Linked DNA regions of Mus musculus: region 1 is linked to region 2. Evidence: chromatin loops called from intact Hi-C (ENCODE). Cell type or tissue: heart. All regions are shown on one strand. Each heading gives the region's core, and the rest is flanking DNA. Links, peaks and the distances in the headings are about the cores only.

What was found. Hi-C counts contacts between places; a loop is a spot of excess contacts. Peaks named below come from ENCODE experiments on the same cell type or tissue, not always from the same donor. Only the 100,000 strongest peaks of a DNase experiment are listed, where the experiment ranks them.
Region 1: a loop joins it to region 2, with 2.5 times the contacts of the local background. A loop is called at or near these places in 12 of 42 quality-filtered maps.

Annotation. Positions count from the first base shown.
Region 1 is chr2:153,286,917-153,296,888 of GRCm38, reverse strand. Kif3b (kinesin family member 3B) reads right to left here and starts at 5,473. Exons shown (of 9, transcript NM_008444.4): 1 at 5,385-5,473. It overlaps Gm39961 (a long non-coding RNA gene), which reads left to right and starts at 5,463. Exons shown (of 3, transcript XR_866869.2): 1 at 5,463-5,750. In heart, for the core only: no CTCF peak of the experiment used is centred there; DNase peaks (open chromatin) are centred at 4,478 and 5,498; H3K4me3 peaks cover 1,924 bases; H3K27ac peaks cover 1,026 bases.
Region 2 is chr2:153,340,779-153,350,750 of GRCm38, reverse strand. Asxl1 (additional sex combs like 1) reads right to left here and starts at 4,921. Exons shown (of 13, transcript NM_001039939.2): 1 at 4,361-4,921. The coding sequence starts at 4,417. It overlaps 2500004C02Rik (RIKEN cDNA 2500004C02 gene), which reads left to right and starts at 4,941. Exons shown (of 2, transcript NR_040318.1): 1 at 4,941-5,130; 2 at 7,887-9,594. In heart, for the core only: no CTCF peak of the experiment used is centred there; DNase peaks (open chromatin) are centred at 4,310, 4,500 and 5,140; H3K4me3 peaks cover 4,582 bases; H3K27ac peaks cover 4,185 bases.

The DNA of each region.
Region 1 (9,972 bases), core at 1,122-9,121, 54 kb after region 2:
AAACCAACCCCCCACCCCCCCAAAAAAAAGAGAGAGAGAAAGAAAGGTAACTCAGTAGGTATTGTTCCACAGGTCCCAGAACACACATGGTAGCTCACAACCCTCTGTAACTCCAGTTCCAGGAGACTGAACAATCCCTCCGGCCTCTGTAGACACAAGGCATCCACACAGGCAAAACATCCACACACATTAAAAAACTAACACCAACAAAAACACCTAGATGATGACACCTTCTGAGAAGCCTCCAGTGTTCCCATGGCGTGTAGACTCCTCTAGAGTAGACTCCCCCTACTCCCAGCCACCTCTCCACTCACCCCATCACAGCCACTTCCTGCAGTTTCTGGAATTAGCTCAGGACCACCGTGGAGTCTTTATCCTTTTGGTATACCTTCAAACAGTGAGCCCCTTCCCGAGATCAAACCTCAACAAAAATGTCACCGCCTCCCCCAGTTAATGCAGCAGTGTCCCCTCCATCCCTGGAGAATGGCTTTCCAGCACACTACTGCGCCATTGCTCCCACTGTGTTCCTCCAGTTCAAATCCCGTCTGCCTACTTTTTGGTTTTGGGTTTGCACCTGCTGAACGCTGTGAGACAAGGACCTCAGCCATCTCTTCACTGTCATATCCCCAGGCTGCACAGGGCTGCCACAGCAAATACCTGTTGCTCAGCAAATGTCCCACAAACGAAGCCATAGGAATACAACAAGAGCACTGTGCCTGGCGTCTGAAGACCCGGACACCACTGTGAGGTGGGTGGGCTTCTGCCCGGCAGCATGGTTTCTCTTCCTAGGAGTTCCGCCATTGTTCACTGGAGAGTTTAATCTGCACCTTGCTTTCCTCACGGGTACCAATGAGACCAAATAAAGGCCCAATTCAGAACTCCAGAGCATCAAGATCCATACAGACAGCAGTGTGTCAACTGTCACAAGACAAGGTTCTTCCTTGGCAACCTGAAATGTGTACGAACCCAGCATGCGGGAGAGCAAGTGCTGGGGCTAACCTAGGCTACGTAACAAGGCCCAGAAAGACAAGAAGAAATGGAAAGAGAGCTGAAGAGATGGCTCAGCAGTTAAGGGCATTGGCTGCTCTTCCAGAGGAGCCAGGTTCAATTCCCAGCACCTACATGTCAGCTCACAACTGTAACTCCAGTTCTAGGGGACCTGGTACCCTCACACAAACATACATGCAGGCAAACCAGTGCACAGAAAATAAAAATAAATCTTTAAAAAATAATGGAAAAAAAGAAAAAGAGAGGAGAAAGGAAAGGGAGGGGGAAGGGAAAGATAACAGGGAAAGAAAAAGATGTAGGAGCAATCTGAGGTTCCCCACTCCCCCACCACCCCACTACTAGCTCCTATCTGGGTGCCTAGCAGGCATCTCAGGACACAGCAGAAGACAGCAGGGCTTTACTCTATGGCCAACACAAACACAATCCATGAATCCATTTAGACAAGTCAAGGCAAGTGTGTTAACATACACCTACAGTCTCATTTGCTCAGAAAACTAAGGTGACAAGATCACTTGAGCCTAGGAATTAGAGGCTGGCCAGAGCAACAAGTCGGCCTTAAACAAAAACCATGACGCCAGAGATGGGCTGGTTAGTGGAGTGCCCGCCTAGCATGTGCAAGGCCTGACACCCAATGGGCAGGCAGATCAAATACTGTCAAATGAAGTTATTTGCAAGTTAAGCTCGGGGTTCCTTGAAGGCCATGAAGATACAGTATCCTGTATATCCCTGGGATAGAGAAATGTAATAAACATTTACTGAATTTGGTTCCAAACAACAAAACCTCCAATTAGCCATTTTCCTCCTTAAAACAAAAACAGGGCCTCATGTGTCTCCGACTGATATACAGGCAAGGTGGCCTTGAACTCCACCTCCAGCACCCGAGTTCTGGGACTGCAGACATGAGCCACCATGCCAGTGTCTACATGGCACTAGAGGAGAAATCCAGGATTCGTGTATGCCAGGCAACATTCTACCACCTGAGCACAGCCCGCCGCACCAGATTTCTCCTTTCCTTGCACCCACCCTGGTAAGGAGGTCCTGGTTCATGGAGAAATCCTGCAATGACACCACAGTCACACACTGCCACAATGACAACTGCTTCATGCTTCTGATCATCTCTGAGGACTGACAGACCTGAGATTATAAGCACACACTATACTCACTCACCAACCACTATCAGAATGTAAAATACAGTACACGTGCTAAGTTAAGCCCAAATAATGACAGCTAACATTTACCAAATGTGCCGAGCAATTTATAGCCACAAATTATTATAGGAAAATGTTAGTGCCAGGGTTGGACTACCTTACCATGAATTGTTGGTCAGGGTTTGCTAAAGGAACAGACAGAATGGAGGATCAGAGTGTTTATTAAAAGGGGATTTATTATTAAAAGGAGATGCAGTAGTCCACCAACGGCTGTCACTCACTGTACAGGCCAAGAAACAGGCAGCTGTTCAACCCACGGGGCTGGATGTCTCAGTGGTCCCATTCAAATCACCAGGGATGCCCTCGAGGTACCCCAAACAGGCTATCGCAACTGCTGTTGGTTGCCCACCATTATGAGACGGTAAGAACTTGTTGCTGAAGACAGTACAAGCTTTGATTTCATGACAAAGAGAAACCAAGCTGAAACTGAGCTGGACGCTTCCCCGCTGCTGGCCATGGTTCACAGGGTGGAAGATGCTATGCAGCCTGCTAAGGAAGAGCTCCCATCAACAGTGTCACTCAGTTGTGGATGCTTCATCCTACAGTAACGACCTGCCCAGCAAGATGGGCCAGGACACTTACAGGCTAACCAACAGCTTGCACTGCAGCCTTCTCCACAGACAGCAATTCCTTATAGCCTAGTCAAAGCCCATGTGGAGAAGACCCAGGCCCTAGTGGGGAGTCACTGCTGTTGAGCTCCTAAATGGCTATGATGTATCTGTCAAACTGCTTTCTAAATATTTAGGTTTATGCCTATAGATTAGTAATGGAGTCAGCTTTGCTCACAGACGCTTCGTTTGCAGTGGGCGGTGGCTACTGAGGCTCATAAGTGGCCAAGGTGCTGGAAGTAGGGGACTACTGAGTGCTCAGTCTAAAGGGGGGCATTTCACCCCCTTCAAGGTTCAGAGAGCATCACAGAAGAGGGGATAGAAAGAATGTAAGAGGCAGAAGAGGGGAGTGGCGTGTGGAATGCTGCCTCTGGGTAGGACATGCTGTGGCCCTGTGAACTCTTAGCAGCTGTGCCTATCTGTACAGAAGTCTATGAGACTGAGCCCATCAATATTTAGTCACAGAAGCGGGCAGGGCTTCATAAGGCCCCGCTCGTCTCTGAGGACTTACAGACAGTCCATGGTGACTGAGAAAGAGGCACTTCTTCAGCCATGGAAACACTAGTAAGTTACTTGTGCTCTTATAAATAAATCCTCATGTGTGTTCCCATAAGCCATCCTAATTAGACTGGCTGGGTCATCAAAGAGGGGAGCTGTGGAAGGGGAGACAATGTGGGAAGAGAGGGTATCAGCAGGAGTAGGAAGGTGATGGAGGTAAGTATGATCAAAACACACACATACACACGAATTTAAACATCACATGGGGCAGGGGAGACGGCTCAGCAGGGAAAGCACTGGCCACACAGGCCTGACAACCTGAGTCTACGGAGTTTGATCCCCAAGGCCCACCGAAAGGTGGAAGGAGTCAACTCCACAAAGCCGACTTCTCACCTCCACACACCACAGCACAGGCTGGCACTCACACACACACAAACTACAGTAATGGTATTTTTAAAAAGTCAGTCAAATTTATCAGATAAAATTAATATATGCTAGGAACAAACTAAAACATGCAGAGCTTTTTTTTTCTGAGATCTTGTTTCCATGCCACTGGGAGAACAACTTCTAGCCAAAGCAATTAGAAGCAACCCAAAATACCCTTGTGGCCTTCTAGCAGTTACTGTTGAGAAAGCAGAGGCATCAGGGAGCGGGGAGTAAAATGCCGTCCAGCTCCATCACACCTTAAGCCTCAGTCTTAGGCAAGCCGTTCACTTTTCTCAGGCACAGGTTCCTCATCTACAAGAGCGGGTGACATCACCAGCTGCCTGACACTGTCTGTGAAGACTAAATGAGATAATACGCCTCAAAAAACTTCTTAAGCATCAAGTTGCTCTAAGCACTTCTCAGAAGAGATAAATACCCCTATTCTTGTTATGAATATACCGGGTGACAGGCATGGCACAAGTACAGAACCTTTTAAGAGGTCAGTAACTTCCCCCCTCTGAGCAGACTACAAAGTAAAACTGTGGGTGGGGAATGGCCAGGGTGTCTAGAATACCCATATGCACTAGCAAGCTACACACCTAAGTCCTTCTGGTTCCAAGTCATCTTCCCCTTCTTGGAAGGCTCCATCCCATTAGTGATAAGTAGTACTTAACCACGTGTTTTGTGGAGGGGGAGGGGCTCAACAGGACCCACCCCTACACGAGGATTTATGGGCAGTTAACGGTTGCTAGGGGGAGGGGCTCACAACACAGCCACCCATTCCTGAGGTGTTGTGTCCCCACCACCACCACACCCCCAAACCTAACACCTCACATGAGTTATTGGTGATTGAGGGAGTAGCAGGCATTTTCTTCTGTAGTGTAGCCACGGGCAAAACGCCCATGCTCCTCAAAAGAACCTAATTTTTGTAAACTGCGCTAGGGCATGGAATTAGAAGGGACTAAAAAGTGAAGGGAAAGGGTCAGTGGGAGGGGAGCACGAATAAAATAAATTATACACACGGATGAAACGTCATCATGAAACCCGTTATATGCAATTAACATGTTTTGTTTTGTTTTTTTAAGCATCATGTCCCAAGCTACTCCAGACGCCCTGCTTCCCACGAAGGGCAATCCCATGATCTGATTTACAGATGAGAAGACTCAACGCCACGCTATGCAGCCTCAAACTCAAGCACTCAGACTTCAAACAGTTCTCTTGGTCTCCACATAGAGTATCCTGGCCGTTCACCCTCTTCCCACTTGGAGCCCTTTCATATACAAGTCTCCTCGGCAAGTGTCAAGACCCCAATGGGCAGACAGGTCTGCTGCTGCCAGAGAAGGCAAGGGGTTTGTCCAAGGTCACACAGCGAGCCAGGCACCGCCCTGAGGCTCGGACCTCAGGTTCTTGCTTCCTGAGCTGCCTTTCCAGCCAGGGCCTGGGACTGTGGCCCCGGACCGGCCGTGAGGAGCGAGCACGGGCGGCCGAGACTGGGGGGTCGTACCGGCCGCGCCCGAGAAAAAGCCGGGTGGTCAGAGATACCACAGAGGCCGGACAAAGGATGCTGCGGCTCGCAGAGCAACGACATCGGGATAATGCTGGGCGCCCCGCGGTGACCCCAGCATCTCGAACTCACCTGCGGCCGCAGCCGAGAGCGGGCGGCGGCGGCGAACCCGGGGCTCAGCCATTCCCAGCTGCCCCGGATGGGGAGAGACCGCGGCGCTCACTTCCTTAGCAACCCGGCTCGGCGACCCACTTCCTTAGCAACCGCGTCAATTTCAATAACTTTATTGGGCCTCCGAAGCGAGGAGCTCGCCGAGGGGCGGAACCCGGAGTGCAGCGGCGTTTTCCAGGTTCCCAGCGCGCGGACACTCTGACCCTCCTAGGCACCCGGACTCGGTCCTCTGGTCTCGGGTGCCTCAGTTTCTCCGTTTGTGAAACAGAGCCCAGTATCTTGGTCACACTACGCGCTTTCATCCTCCCCTTCTGAAAGCTCTTTCAGGTCAGTTCTCTGATCTGGGTCTCAGATTAGTATTGAGTGGCTCCCAATTAAGGCCACCCAGGGATGAAGGAAAATCTGTCCTGCCTGTCACTTTCATTTGGCCATCGAGTCCCACAGTCTGCCTTTCATATATTCCTGCTTTTCTCCACTTTTTTAAAGAACAGCACCACAAGCAAGGCCAGGCCACCTGTCATCTTTAGACTCGACTGCAATTCTTGTTCTCTGTTAATAGAGTATAAGGCCTGACCATCCATTCCCGGCGAGGTGACCTGAATAATAATTTAAAACCTGAAGCACATCCCTGCAAGGCATCCTTGGAGTCCCACTATTCTTACCATCAACTCAAAAAACTTTGGTTGAGCTTGATGGCTCATGACTATAGTTCTAGCACTCGGGAAATGGAGGCAGGAGGATGAACAGCTCAAGACCATGCTTGGGTACAGAGCAAGTTCCGAACTACACAGCGAGACTCTGTCCCTCAGTATCAAAAATAAATACACATAATTGTAGGGAAAAGATGCTACCCTCTGATGGCTCAGTGGGTAAACGCGTTTGACGGCTTGAGGTAGATTCCAGGGACCCACCCGGCAGGAGAGAAACAACTTAGGTTGTCCTCTGACTTCAGCACATGCAAACCAGCTGGGCTGGGAGTGCATGGTTGGCATCTCGACTAGATAGTCTGAACAATAATTTGAAAACCGGAATCACATCAAGTCATCCTCCCTGCATAGCATCTTTGGAGTCCGGCTACCCTTCCATCAAAGCAAAAAGCACTCTGGAAGGAGGAGTGGGCAGATCTCTGAGTTGGAGGCCAATGTGGTCTACAGAGCAAGTCTAGGAGAGCTGGAGCTACACACAAAGAAAAAAAAAAGATACCTACCAAACTGACGCAAAGTAAAGTTTACCTGTATTGGTTACAAACACATTATGTGTTGTTTACAAGAACATAATGCAATATATGTGTTTATGTTTCATCTCTTCTGTATCTCTTGGTAGTTTCTAGGGCTAATAATTGCCAAAATTTTCTCTCATTTTCATTAGTTCTTTTAGTTGCTCTTTGTACCCTCTCCCATTCTGGGCTGTTGTGTTTTGTTTTGTTTTAAGATTTATTTATTTATTGCATATAAACACACTATAGCTGTCTTCAGACACACCAGAAGAAGGCATCTGATCCAATTACAGATGTTTGTGAGTCACCATGTGGTTGCTGGGAATTGAACTCAGGACCTCTGGAAGAGCAGTCAGTGCTCTTAACCGCTGAGCCATCTCTCCAGCCCCTGGGCTGTCCTTAAATTCACTAGGAAAACAAAAATAACCTGGAACTTCTGATCCTCCTGCCTAAGTTCTGACATCACAGGCACATTGCACCACGTGACATTTACGTGGTGCTGGAGACAGAACCCAGGGCCTCCCAGACGGGTGTTTTGTTGTTGTTATTGGTAGTGGTGGTTTTGTTTGTTTGCTTTCTTGCATTTTCCCGAGGCAGTGTTCTCAGTGTAGCCCTGGCTGTCCTGGAATTCACTCTTTAGTCCAGGCTGGCCTTGAACTCAGATATCTGCTTGCCTCTGCCTCTTCTGTATTAGTTATTTTTCTGTTGCTCTGATGAAGCCCCATGCCAATGCATTTTATAGAAGAAAGCATTTTTGGGGGGGATTTTCACTCCCAGCACTGGGATCACAAGTACGTGCTACGACATGGCTTTAAATTGTTTTTAAACTTCTTTACCATTTTACGTGTATGAATGTTTGCCTGCATGTACGCATGTGCACCTCGTGAGTGTCTGGTTCCTGAGGTGGTAAGAAGAAGGCATCATATTCATTGGAACTGGACTTACACACAGCCAGTTGTGAACTGCCCTTTGGGTGCTGGGAATTGAACCCTGGTCCTCTGCAAAAGCAGTCAGTGCTCTCAACGACTGAGCCAACTCCCCAGCCCCCAATGTGGCCTTTTAATCTGGGTGCTGGGGGTTGAACTCAGGTCCTCATGCTTGAGTAACGAACTCACTCAGCTGTTACCCTCGACCACTATGGCTGGCTTTACTATGACTTGGTTTAGACAGGGTCTCACCATATAGAACTTACTATGTAGACCTGGTTGTCCTCCAATTCATATAGATCTACCTGTATCTGTCTCCTAAATGCTGAGGTTAAAGGTGTGTGCCAGGGCTTCTGGCCTTTATTATGATCCTGCCTACAGGAAGGAACTTGTAATGAACTTCCTACAGAGTTGACCGATAGCATGGCCTGGTTCCCCAAGGCATGGCAAAAGCACCAAGTTTCCCTTCTTCTCTGACATTCTAGAACAGTGCTGTTCGGCAGCCTGTGGCTGTGGTAGAAATGATCTGTATTGGCACCGTCCAATATGGCTGCCCTAGCCACATGTAACTGCTCTGTTTCCAAAATGACACCAGGGCTACCAAGCAACCAAGTCATGTTTACGTAGTTTTGGTTAATTTGTGTTTGAGTTGTCACCTGTGGCTACTGGCTACCATACTGCACAGAATAGTTCCAGACTATCCAACAAAGACTTCAGGTATACACAATTTGGGGCCTGAGTTCCAATTCTGTCCTTTATCCAGCAGGTGACCCAATGCAAATCATTCTTTGAACTCAAATTACCCACCTGCAAAATATATATTTGACACTGTCCAGGTTTGTCATAAAGATGAAGTACAATATGGAGTCTGATATATATGTCTCTCATCCCAGCACTTGGTAGGTGGCAGAAACAGAGAGATTAGGAGTTCAAGTCTAGCTTGAACTACAGAATGAGTGTAGTGCACTTGCTGGGCATCCCTAGGTCCTGGATTCCAATCTCTAACTCATGGAAGGAAAAATAAAACCTATTACATAGGCCCATGGTGTCCTAAGGCTGCAGTAACTGCCAATGAGAGGAGCCCTGCCGGTAAGAGGGCTCAGTGTCCTTTGAAATTTGATGCTATTTGAGGAAGAGGGCTGGAAAGGGGTGGTATAAAAAGACTAAAGAAATAGGAATTATTTATTGGATGGTAAAGAGGTGGTATTCCTGAGCCCCTTTCAAGAGGAAATAAGATGCTGAGCTTGGATGGAGGCCAAATACATGAGACATGCTTAATGGTTGTCACTTGGCGAGGTGCCCAGGTTCAGCATGGATGAGCCCGCGTGACCCAAGAGAGGCTCAGAAGACTAGGGATGGAGCTAATGGCTTCTAAATTCACATCTTTGATGTTTCTGAAGTAAGCCAGACAAGGGTCGGAAGGTAATTGCTTCCTCCTCAGGCACTTAACGGATATGCGACCTTGATCATGTTAGTCCACCTTTCTGGTCCTCATTCCTCCCCTTTTTCTCCCCAACCTCTGCCCCCAGTGCTGGGATGTAACCCACAGCCTTGAGATTCTCAGGGACGCTCTACACGGAGCTAAAGCTCCAACCCCGTGGCTTCCTTGAAGGGCTCCTGTGAGGATTCGCTGAAGGGTTAATAAGCATGAAACCCAAAAGTAGGGCACAGTAAATGACAGGGGACGGTAAGAGTAATGGTGTCAGCAGCAGAGCCAGAAGTCCCAGAAGCAAACCAGGGCTTATGCGTAGTTCCCAGGACAGGAACTATGTACGTACGTATTACGAATGCACGTACGTATTGCGTATGTACGTACGTACTATGTGTGCGTATCTTCTGTAGCACAGTGGCTAGCCCATAGCAGCACACAAAGACACCTATTAAAAACATACATTAGGGGCTGGAGAGATGGCTCAGCGGTTAAGAACTCTGACTGCCCTTGGAGAGGTTCTGAGTTCAATTCCCAGCAACGACATGGTGGCTCACAACCATCTATAATGGGATTCAATGCCCTCTTCTGATGTGTTTGAAGACAGTGATTGTGTACTCGTATATATAAAACAAACAAACAAATAAATAAATAGAAGATTTGATGCCAGCACTCAAGAGGCAGAGGCAGGTGGATCTCTGTGAGGTCAAGGCTAAGCATACATTAGGGCCAGCATGGTGGGTTTGTCAGGTAAGGACGCTTGCCACCAAGCCTGAGACCCTTTCAGTCCTCCGAATCTATATGGTGGAAGGATAGAACCCCAAAAGTTGTTCTCTTACCTTCTCATGCATGCCACAGCACATGGATAATGGGGGCCTGGAAAGACTACTCAGCGGTTAAGAGTGTTCACTGTGCAAACCATGATGACTTTGAATTTGGATCCCAGTACACATGTACCAACCAACCCAGAAAGGGTTG
Region 2 (9,972 bases), core at 757-8,756:
CTAAAGCAAACCTCCCCTTTTTCCTCCTTAGCCTCTCTGTTCATTTTGACACTGCTCTTGTCAGTTACTAGTGCTGCTTCTAACCCTGATGACTCCGACCCTATCTACCTCTACCCGACTTCTCCCAAGCTTCAGAGTCAAGTAGTTCTGTATGACTCATCAGTCTAACTGTCCATTCTTAACTCATTCAACTCTAATTCACCTGAGCAACTCTCCTTTATCTCCCCCTCCATCCCTACCCTTTCTCCCTACATTCCTTACCTTAATTGGCACCTAATTTAACAACACACATGTAGCACCCTTCGCTCTCATCTACCTGGCTCACTACCACAGCCAGTGACCCAACACAACAGCTTTTTCAATTATATCCTTGAGTCCAGCCCTGTTCTCAAATCCATTCCTGTTTGTGATTATCCCTCACTTAAAACCACACGGAACCTGCCTTGTAGCAGACCACACAGTCTACCTTCATGTTCCTATTTCAAAATCATCTTCAGCAACTCTGTCTCTCCATAAGCAGCAGAAAGTATGTTTCCAGAACCCAGCCAGCCACTAAAGTGCAGGCTTTAGAATAAGACAGGATAAGATTTCAATTCTATTCTTCCAAACTGAAGCAAGTACCTATGTACCTATCCAACCTGAGCCAAAGGGGGAATCTCTCACTCTTCAAGTATTAAGACTTTCCTCTCAGGGTCATTTTTCAAATTGAAAAGAACTTGAGTAAGCACCCGTAGGTGCCCAGAAGCTGGGCACACAAAGCCTCTCAATAACCTATCTGCCCCCCAGCAAGACTGCCTCACCGACCCACACATCTTCATACCTGCAATTCCTCTTTGTTTCACCCCATTTGCACACTTTGCAAATATATTCACACCCATGTAGTTTTTCTCTCCTCCTTCAGCCATGTTTTTTTCATCAGCTTCTGCCTCTGTGACAGGCCTACCTACATCTCACTAACTGTTCAAGGCTCAGATCAGAAACTACCTTCCCTCTGGAAGCACTCCCTAATCTATATCAGCAGAGTCAAATCTCTTTTTCAGTGAACCCATTGTTCCACAGTAAAAGTAATCTCCCAAGCCAGGATACTTCAAAGGGAAGTGAGGAACTAAGCATATTTATTCCTAAACAAAAGACAGAAACCAAAATACCTGTTTAACTCTGGGCCTCTCCTGACACTGACACACACACACACACACACACACAAATCTAACAAATCTCCTACAAGGGAAAAAAAGAGCATGACTGAAAAAAATACCTACCAATTATTTAAACAGTAGCCAGAAAGACCCTGAGAATCTTAAAACAGAAGAAAAAAAACTTCTAAAGAGATATTACGTATGAAGATATAAAGTACTCATTTTCATTAAAATTGTATATAAACCACTAGTTTTCAGAACAATCCAGCAGTGCTCTATTGCTAGTCTTTCTAGACCACATATTTTTTTGAAGGAAAGAAAAAACTCTCTACTTGAAAGGAAAAAAATGTTTGATATAAGAATGTTCAGTCATGGGCTGGAGAGATGGCTCAGCGGTTAAGAGCACCGACTGCTCTTCCGAAGGTCCTGAGTTCAAATCCCAGCAACCACATGGTGGCTCACAACCAACCGTAACGAGATCTGCCGTCCTCTTCTGGTGCATCTGAAGACAGCTACAGTGTACTTAGGTACTTATAAATAAATAAATAAATAAATATAAATACATCTTAAAAAAAAAAAAGAATGTTCAGACATGAATCAGAGCAAAAACAAAGCATGCAATGTAGCATTTCTCAAAAGCCAGAGAAATCTATTTAAGTGTAGTACACAATTTAAAAGAAAATCTCCTTGGCTGTTTCTCCCAAATTGTTCCTAACAAGATGGCATATTTATTCCACATCTCTACTTCCGATAGCTAGAAATGCCATGCACTCTGTAAGGCATCTGAGAGAAGAATGTCCACTTCTTAAATCTAACAACTGCAAAAACCCATCTGCAGGAGTCGGCTACTCTGCTAGAATTCTCCAGAATCCTGTAAGCTTTCCTACGTCAAAATGGCATATATAAGGTTATTATCTACTCCCCAATTTGAGCAAGGCCAAGAGCGATTAGAAACCCCCACCTGACAAGCACATGAGTCGCCATAACATGTGATCTAATTTCAACTGTCCAAAAGCAGTTACCAATAGTAACCTTGTGGCAAAACTGACTGCATTGCCATTGTAGCTCACTGCTTGCCAGGTGTTCCTTTATGAAGTAAAAGCAAAAACTCCCAGCACTCAGTGTAGCGGGACTTTTTCTTTTTAATGGGAAGACGACTTTGCACTCCCCCATCCACCCCCACAAAAAGCACAGAAAATTCTAAAATACAAAGCACATAAAAGATATGCAAAATTGCATACCATGTTCCCACAAGTCCTCTTTCAAATGTACAACTACACCACAAAGAAATTCCTGTTCAGATTACTATTTTTAACTGAAGAGCCACAGTAGAAAAAGAGAAATAACTTCAGATAATTGAGCTTGAAGGTGAGCCAATGATAAAATAGAAATAGCAACCTTAACCTTGGAATTCAAACCACAGTAAATTTAAGAACTTAAAGAGGCTTAAAATAACAGTGGATTCCAAACTGCCAGAGCCTTTCAATTAATAAGAGCCCAAAGAGCTTTGAGAGGAGAAGATTTCAGAGCTGTCAGGACATAAATAACACAGGATCTGAAGGTACTTTCACCTACCTCTAACAAGTAGGGTTCTGGCAAGCAAATATTCCTTGGGTGCCCAGAGTCATAAACACCTGCACACAGAAACTTAGAACTTCAATGGTCAAGATCCAACAACTTCCATGATAAAATAAAAAAACCTACATTTTAGCTTTCTCCTAAGCTCCTTCAGACTTAAATTTATTAAGAGAAGCATGAAGAAATCATTAAGTTCCAAAAATCATAAATACTAGGCAAAGTTCTAGTTTTGATTGAATCACAGAAGGAAAAATACACCACCTCGGAGTTTCAATTTTCATATGCCAAGCAAAAAATAAACTACATCTTTCACACAAACAATCCCTGTTTCTGTTCCCAGGGTAACAGGAGAAGAGCGATGATCAGGAATACCAGTGGAAATTCTCTGGTAGCTCAAACAGCCATGGGTAAATGAATAACCGGCTTTCACAGACTCTAAAAAAAAAAAGGGTTCACTCTAGATCTTTATCAACCTCCAACACTTTTGAGGCAGACAGAACTCACTTTCCAGTAAAAGGAACGGCTAGAAGAAAGCTGAGCTTCACTCCACCATTAAAACTAAATTATAACAATTACATATAAAATACAGGGCGTCAACACAAAAGCAGGATGCACCCATAACCCTGCACTGTGGCAGTCTGAGGAAGTGACATCTCCGAGAAAAGTATAAACCATTAGAATTGTCACCAGCAACATTTCATAAGAACATGCCTCCGGTCTTTTGGCTTTGTATTTTGAGTCCAAAAGAAAGCTATCGCACAAGTCTACTGAAGCTTGGGAAACAGAAAAGCCACAAATCCTCTGGGCAGGTAGCGAGCTCAAAAACCTATTTACTTTTTTTTTTTTTTAACTAAACCCTCAGAAGGGAAGCCTCAAACAGATACACATTCTTGGCAAAGTGTATTCTGCTCCTCTGCAAACTGCCTACCCCCCATTGTAGTCACAGGGCTCAGTGTGATTTAAATATTCGAGGGTCACCGGCATAACAATCGCTTAAGCAGCTGCCTAAAGTACTGTTTCTCAGAGGAATCTCGAGTTCAGTGTGTTTAAAATGAGCCCTAGTGCCAATGTTTGAAACAAAGTCCCCAGGTATGCTCCCACCGGGCACTCTAGTAGTTTGAGAACCACTACTCAGGGTTCACATCGGTCCTTAGCGACTGCTTTCCGACACACACCTGGTTTAAATTGCCAACGCTCTAAATGCTTCTCGCGTCCTTGAAACCAGGGGCACTTTTCCCACCCCTACGGTGTCTTAGTGACCCACACACCTCTGCCCACGAAGAAGTCCGGGGAAGCACTTCCGACCTTTCCCGGAAACCTAACTCCCCGCAGAAGAATAAACGGGCGCTTTCCCCGGGACCCCCCGCTGCTGCTGCCAACGTGGGGGGAGGGGAGACTGGCGCCCGGGCGCTCGGAGGGGGGAGGAGCCGCTTGCCAGCTCGCCCCTCCGCAGGAATTCAAGGGGTGGGGGGATGCAGAGAAAAGGCGTCCCAGCCTCCTCGGGCCCGGGACCTCGGGAGCTCCACACCCGGGCGGCCCCGCCCCCTGCTGCGGTGGGCAGGGCCTCGCCCCTCCCCCGCCCGGGGAGCCGCGCGGAGCCCACCCCCTACGCCCCCCGCCGCGGCCCCCCGGGCAGCTCGGCTCACCAGGCGCGCGGCCTCGGCCCACGTGCGCTCCTTCTTCCTCTTCTGTTTGTCCTTCATCCTCCTCCTCCGCGGCGGCGGTGGCGGCTCCACGCGGGTCCTTCGGGCGGGGCGGACTGGGGCGGTGGCGGCGCGGGGCTGGGGCGGAGGCGGCGGCAGCGGCGGGGGGCGCGTGGCGGCGGCGGCGCGTGCGAGGGCTCGGGTGCGGCCGGAGAGGGCGGGCGCACCGGGACTGGCTAGAGCGAGACCCCGGCGCGAGGGTGGCGCTGGGGGGAGGGGCGGCGGCGGCTCCACGCGCCCGCGCTGCGTCAGTCGCCCACGGTGGCAGCGGCAGCGGCAGCCCCGCGATGGCTAAGGAATGCGGCGGCTCCGCATAACCACGGGGTCAGAGGTCACGGCTCCGGCCTCCGCGTTCCCGCGCTGCTGGGAAACCCAAGAGCGAACTAGTGGCGGGCGGGCCCGGATGGCGAGACGCGGCTTTCCTTTCGACGCTCGGATGCGTGCGTGTCTGCCGTGGGTATGTGTGTGTATGTGTGTGCCCGCGTGTGTGTGAGAGAGAAGAGTGAGGAGGGGGAGTGTGGGTTTTTTTTTTTTTTTTTTGAACAAAAACAAACCGAAAGGGTGGCTGGGATTTGTAGTCCTCACTGGCTTCCTGGCCTACCCCTCTCCGGAAGAAAATGGCTGCCTCAAGTGCTTGGACCACATTTCCCGGAGTGCCCCGGGCTCCTGTTTTCCGCCCACTTTCTTCCGTACCCCGCTGCGCTCCAAGCACGGTAAAGAAGGGGGCGGGAAGTCGGTCAGAAAAAGATGGGGCGGGGTCTCGCGAGGTTCGGGAACTAGCGGAGGCCTGAGGGTTTCTGGGAGGTGGTGCTGGGAAGGGGCGGTGGCTGGACTCCCCCCTGGCCGCGCGCGCGGTTAACCCGTTCAAAGCTTTTTTTTGATTCTGGTGGCGGGTCCAGTGCGGTTTCGGATCTGGAGTTGGTAGTCTGCTACCCTGCTTCCACTGCACCATCCCCCACCGCATACACAGTTCTCTTCTGGACTTCTGGTGGGTGACAAAAAGCAGGACTTTTCTTTTTGGCCCACCCTTAAATGAGTCAACTGGCGCATAGTAATAAGCAAAGAGACACTCATATCAGTAAAACGGTTATTGCACGATTGACCGACTTAGGTGATTAACCCATTTCCTCTTGTAATACCTCTGTGTGTTTGCAGAGAATGCACCTGCAGTTTCCAGCAGCGTTGCCGCCAGGTGAATTTGATGATCCGATAGTAGGTAAACACTGAAGGTCCATCCACAGAAATCTAAATGCACCTGAGTGTATATTTAGACGCAGTTGCCCGGAGAGAGGTCAAGTCCTAATGTCAGCCAACCTAGATTTAGAATCCTAGTTGTGACTCCTTGACTACTCCTAACCCCGCTGAGCCTGTTTGATCAATGTTAGCATAGTATCCCACAACCTTGATGGGGTACAAATTAGCATGAAGTATCTAGAAGATGGGAGAGAATGTGGAAGATCCTGATATTAGGCTCATGTAATTTGGCTTCTGCTGTAGAATAAATGAGAGCTGTTATTACTACACAGTGGGCAATGGAGCCTCTGTTCCTTGATTGCAGTGACAGGATGATAAGGTTTGAAGCACCCAGAACATTATTTTTCTGTGTTTGTTGGCCCAAAGTACAGAAACATCTCTACAGTCTTGAACTGGATTGATGGCCAGGTTTTACAGTTTTTGAAAGGTTTATGTGGGTAAAAAAACACCCTGTACTCTTGTGGTGTTAGTACACAGGCAGCCAGTGCTGAGACGAAGAAATCACCCAGCAGTCCAACCCTTGTACCTAAAGGACTCAGCGGTCCTTATTAGTGCTCACCCAAGACTCAAATTCAATAAACAGAAACACTCTTCTCATTTCATCCCAAAAGCGAGGGGAGAACTACATCTAAAATTATTTTATTGTTATTGTTTTTGACATTTTAGGTTTTGTTTTTGAGACAGACACCTGACTGGCCTGGAACTCACTGTGTAGACCAGGTTAGCTCTGGACTCAGATCCACCTGCCACTGCCTTCCAAGTGCTGGGATTAAATTAGGTGTATATTAGGACTCTGTTGGTGGGGAGAGAGTTGAACTGAGGACCTCCCACAATCCCTGAGCATATCCTAACACCATTTCACTATTTTTTTATTTTGAAACAAAAACTCACAATATGGACAGGCTGGCGTCAATGGGCTTCTATTGTCTTACCTCTGCCTCCCATTAATACATGTGAGATTAAAATGCATGCCCCACTAACCCTGGCCTTTGGTAGTTTTGCTTATAGTTTTTCAATCTGCAGCTGAGACAATCACCTCTGAGAGGATAGTGGTTCAGATGTTTTGAATTGATCCATAGCTCCAACAAAGCCACACACTTGGAAGGGTTGAATAGGGAAGACTGTAAAATGCAGGCTTTGTGTTTTGTTGTGTTGGGACTTGGGCTCAAGATGCATGGTAGATGCTTTACCACTGTCCTACCTTTCAAGCCCTTTATGTTTTGGGACAAGTTCTTATTAAGTATTGCAGGTTGGCTTGACCCATGGGTGGGGACCCAGAACTCCATTACACTCATTGGAAAAAGGAGCTTTGCAGATCAATTTTAGACCTTAGGAAGATCATCCTAGACTTCTGAGTGGGCCACGTGGGTCCCAGAAAGTATAGGTGTTTTGGAAATGTGAAGCAATTCAGTTTGCTGTTACTGGCTTTGAAGTAGCAGAAAGCAAAGGAATGTAAGCAGCATCAGGACTAAACCTGCCAACAGCAGTGAGGAATTAGGGACCTTAGTCATTCAACCCAGTGGAGCTGAACTCTGACAGTGCAGATGAACTCAGAAACAAGAGTTTCCAGAAAAGAAAATACATACCTTGACTTCAGCCTCAGATTAGAGCAGGGAACCACTGAAACCCACTCAGTATGTGGACTCCTGGCCCAGGAAGCAACAGGCTTTTCTCAGTGTGCTTTAAGCTCCTATTGCTTTAACTTGTTACAGCCAATAAAGCCCAATGCAAACATTGTGTCAGACCTTTTCAGTTTGTATCAGCAAGCAGTTGCCTAGTTTTCACAAGTGGTACAGGCTGTGGGAAGATCACATGAATATTTCAAGATCTCTACCCTTGGAGAATCAAATTAGTGACAATAGCCTCATTAAGCATGAAGAGAAAGTAGTACTTCCAGAGGTCTGTATAAGGTACGTGTTGGAAATGGGTGAGACAGCTCATGTCTAATTTCATCACTTGGGAGATGAAAGCAGGAAGATTTTAAGCTCAAAGGCAGCCTGGGCTCCATATTTTGAAGCCAATCTAAGAGACTCTACCAAAGAAAGGAGAGGGAAATATTTGAAAATTAGATTTGGTTATTAAGCCTTAAGAGGTTTTGGTGGTGTTTTTTTTTTTTTCCTAATTAACAAGAATCACAAGTTTGTCAGAAGCAGCAAGCATATACATGCTTTTAGTGTGATTTAACGTTGTTTTTATCACTGTGCTTTTATTACAGGTGACCTTTGAAAGTTAACAGGGGTGCCATGGGCTGAGTAAGATAAACGGAACTGCTGTTCAACCCCGCCCAGTCTGGGGATGAGTCATTGTTTTCAAATTTATGAACAAAGCACACAAATTAAGAATAATACAAGCAAGAAACAGCAGAGAGACACAAAAGGACATAGAATCCCTGATCCTCACTGTGATCTGGTAACACTAGTTCTAGGGCTGGAGAGAGAGATGCTCAGGGCAAGTGCTCTTACAGAGAACATGAGTTCAATTCCCAGAACCCACATGGTACCTCACAACTGCCTATTTCATACATGTGGGGCAGAACACCGATACACATACTTTTTTTTTTAAGAATTGAAAAAAAAAAAAAATTGGTTCTGGACTCCAGTGGGTCTGAGTTTGAAACCGTAGCTGTTCTCCAGTTGTGTGGCCTTGAATAAGTTATGCAACTTCATCAACCAAGCACTGTCATTGGACAGCAGAGAATATGACAAAAGTCAACGGGCGATCTGAACAAGTGGCACATGCTTGCATACTTGGATGACACAGTTCGAGAAGCACTTGAACCCTGAAGTTTACAAACAGCCTCGATAACACAGGAAGACCCCATCTCAGAAGAATAGATGAGATCACTATTTCTCAGCTTCAGCATTGCAGATGATCAGCTAATGTGGAACTCTCCAGCCCCTTTGCACATTGCATTTCTTTGCATGGCTTTTGGTTGGTAACTATACATTTGGCATCTGTTTGGATTTTTTTTCTGTATACCCCAAATGCCAGCCATAGTCTTGGGCATATAGTAGGCAGTCAAACTGTTGGTGTATGAACCATTCTCAGTAATTCTTTTGTTGTAGACAGTCTCTGAGGAATTATCCCCTATTGAATGGTCTCATAACAGTTTTGGAAAGCGCTCATGTAGGGAAAAAACTAAGATAAGATTTTACCCAGGAAGGTCTCCACAAGTGCAAAGTAGAGACTTCAGGACATTCCCAGTCTCGTTGTGTTGCCAAATCTACCCTCACAATGCATGACTTAACTCATAAATCCTGGGCCAGTCACAGTTTTTTAAATTCTACTCTTTAGTCTCCCATGCTCTGGAGAAGGTATTTAAATTGCCAAAATGTTTAACAATAGTTCTCTAGGTTTTATAAGACTAGTTAGTTTACTGGTAATTTTTCTGTACAAAAAAATTGCATTGGGCTGGTGAGATGGCTCAGTGGGTAAGAGCACCCAACTGCTCTTCTGAAGGTCTGAAGTTCAAATCCCAGCAACCACATGGTGGCTCACAACCATCCATAATGAGATCTAACTCCCTCTTCTGGAGTGTCTGAAGACAACTACAGTGTACTTACATATAATAAAAATAAATAAATCTTTAAAAAAAATACTTGCTAAAAAATTGCATTATTTTAACTTTAAAAGTTTTTACTTCAAAAACAATAAAACATTTAAAGTGGCAGTTATAATAGTGATATAGTAAATATATTTTTTCTGTCACATCTTCCAAATCTAGAATGTGTGCTCCATTATGATGTAAAAGTAAAGTTTCATTAATATCAGCCAATAGTGGAAGAACATCTTTAATAATAGATTCATCTTCCCACTTTGGTGGACCTGTAGAGTGGCCTCAAAGGGAGACTTAAGCTGGTTTTTATCAAAATTTTGGGACATGACATTTCCTGACAGAATAAAGTTTTCTGGTAGAAATTTCCTCATTAAAGACTCATTTCTAATTTTTAACCTCTCTTAATACCTGGAATAGACATTCAGAGTCACCATAGATCTTCTGACACTATAAAGTGATATTGTCTGGGGCTGCTTATGTTATTGTTTTGCTGTTGCTGTTGTTGCTGCTGCTGCTGCTACTGCTGTTGTTTTGAGACAGGGTCTTTCTGTGTAGCCCTGGCTGTCCTGGAACTCACTCTGAAGAGTACACTGGCCTCAAACTCAGATCCACCTGCCTCTGCCTCCCAAGAGTGTGTACCACTATGTGTGGCTATTATTTTGCTTTTTGAAGCTAGAATCCCACTCAGTACCCCAGGCTAGCCTCAGCAATCCCCCTGCATCAGCCTCCAAGTACTGGAATTCCA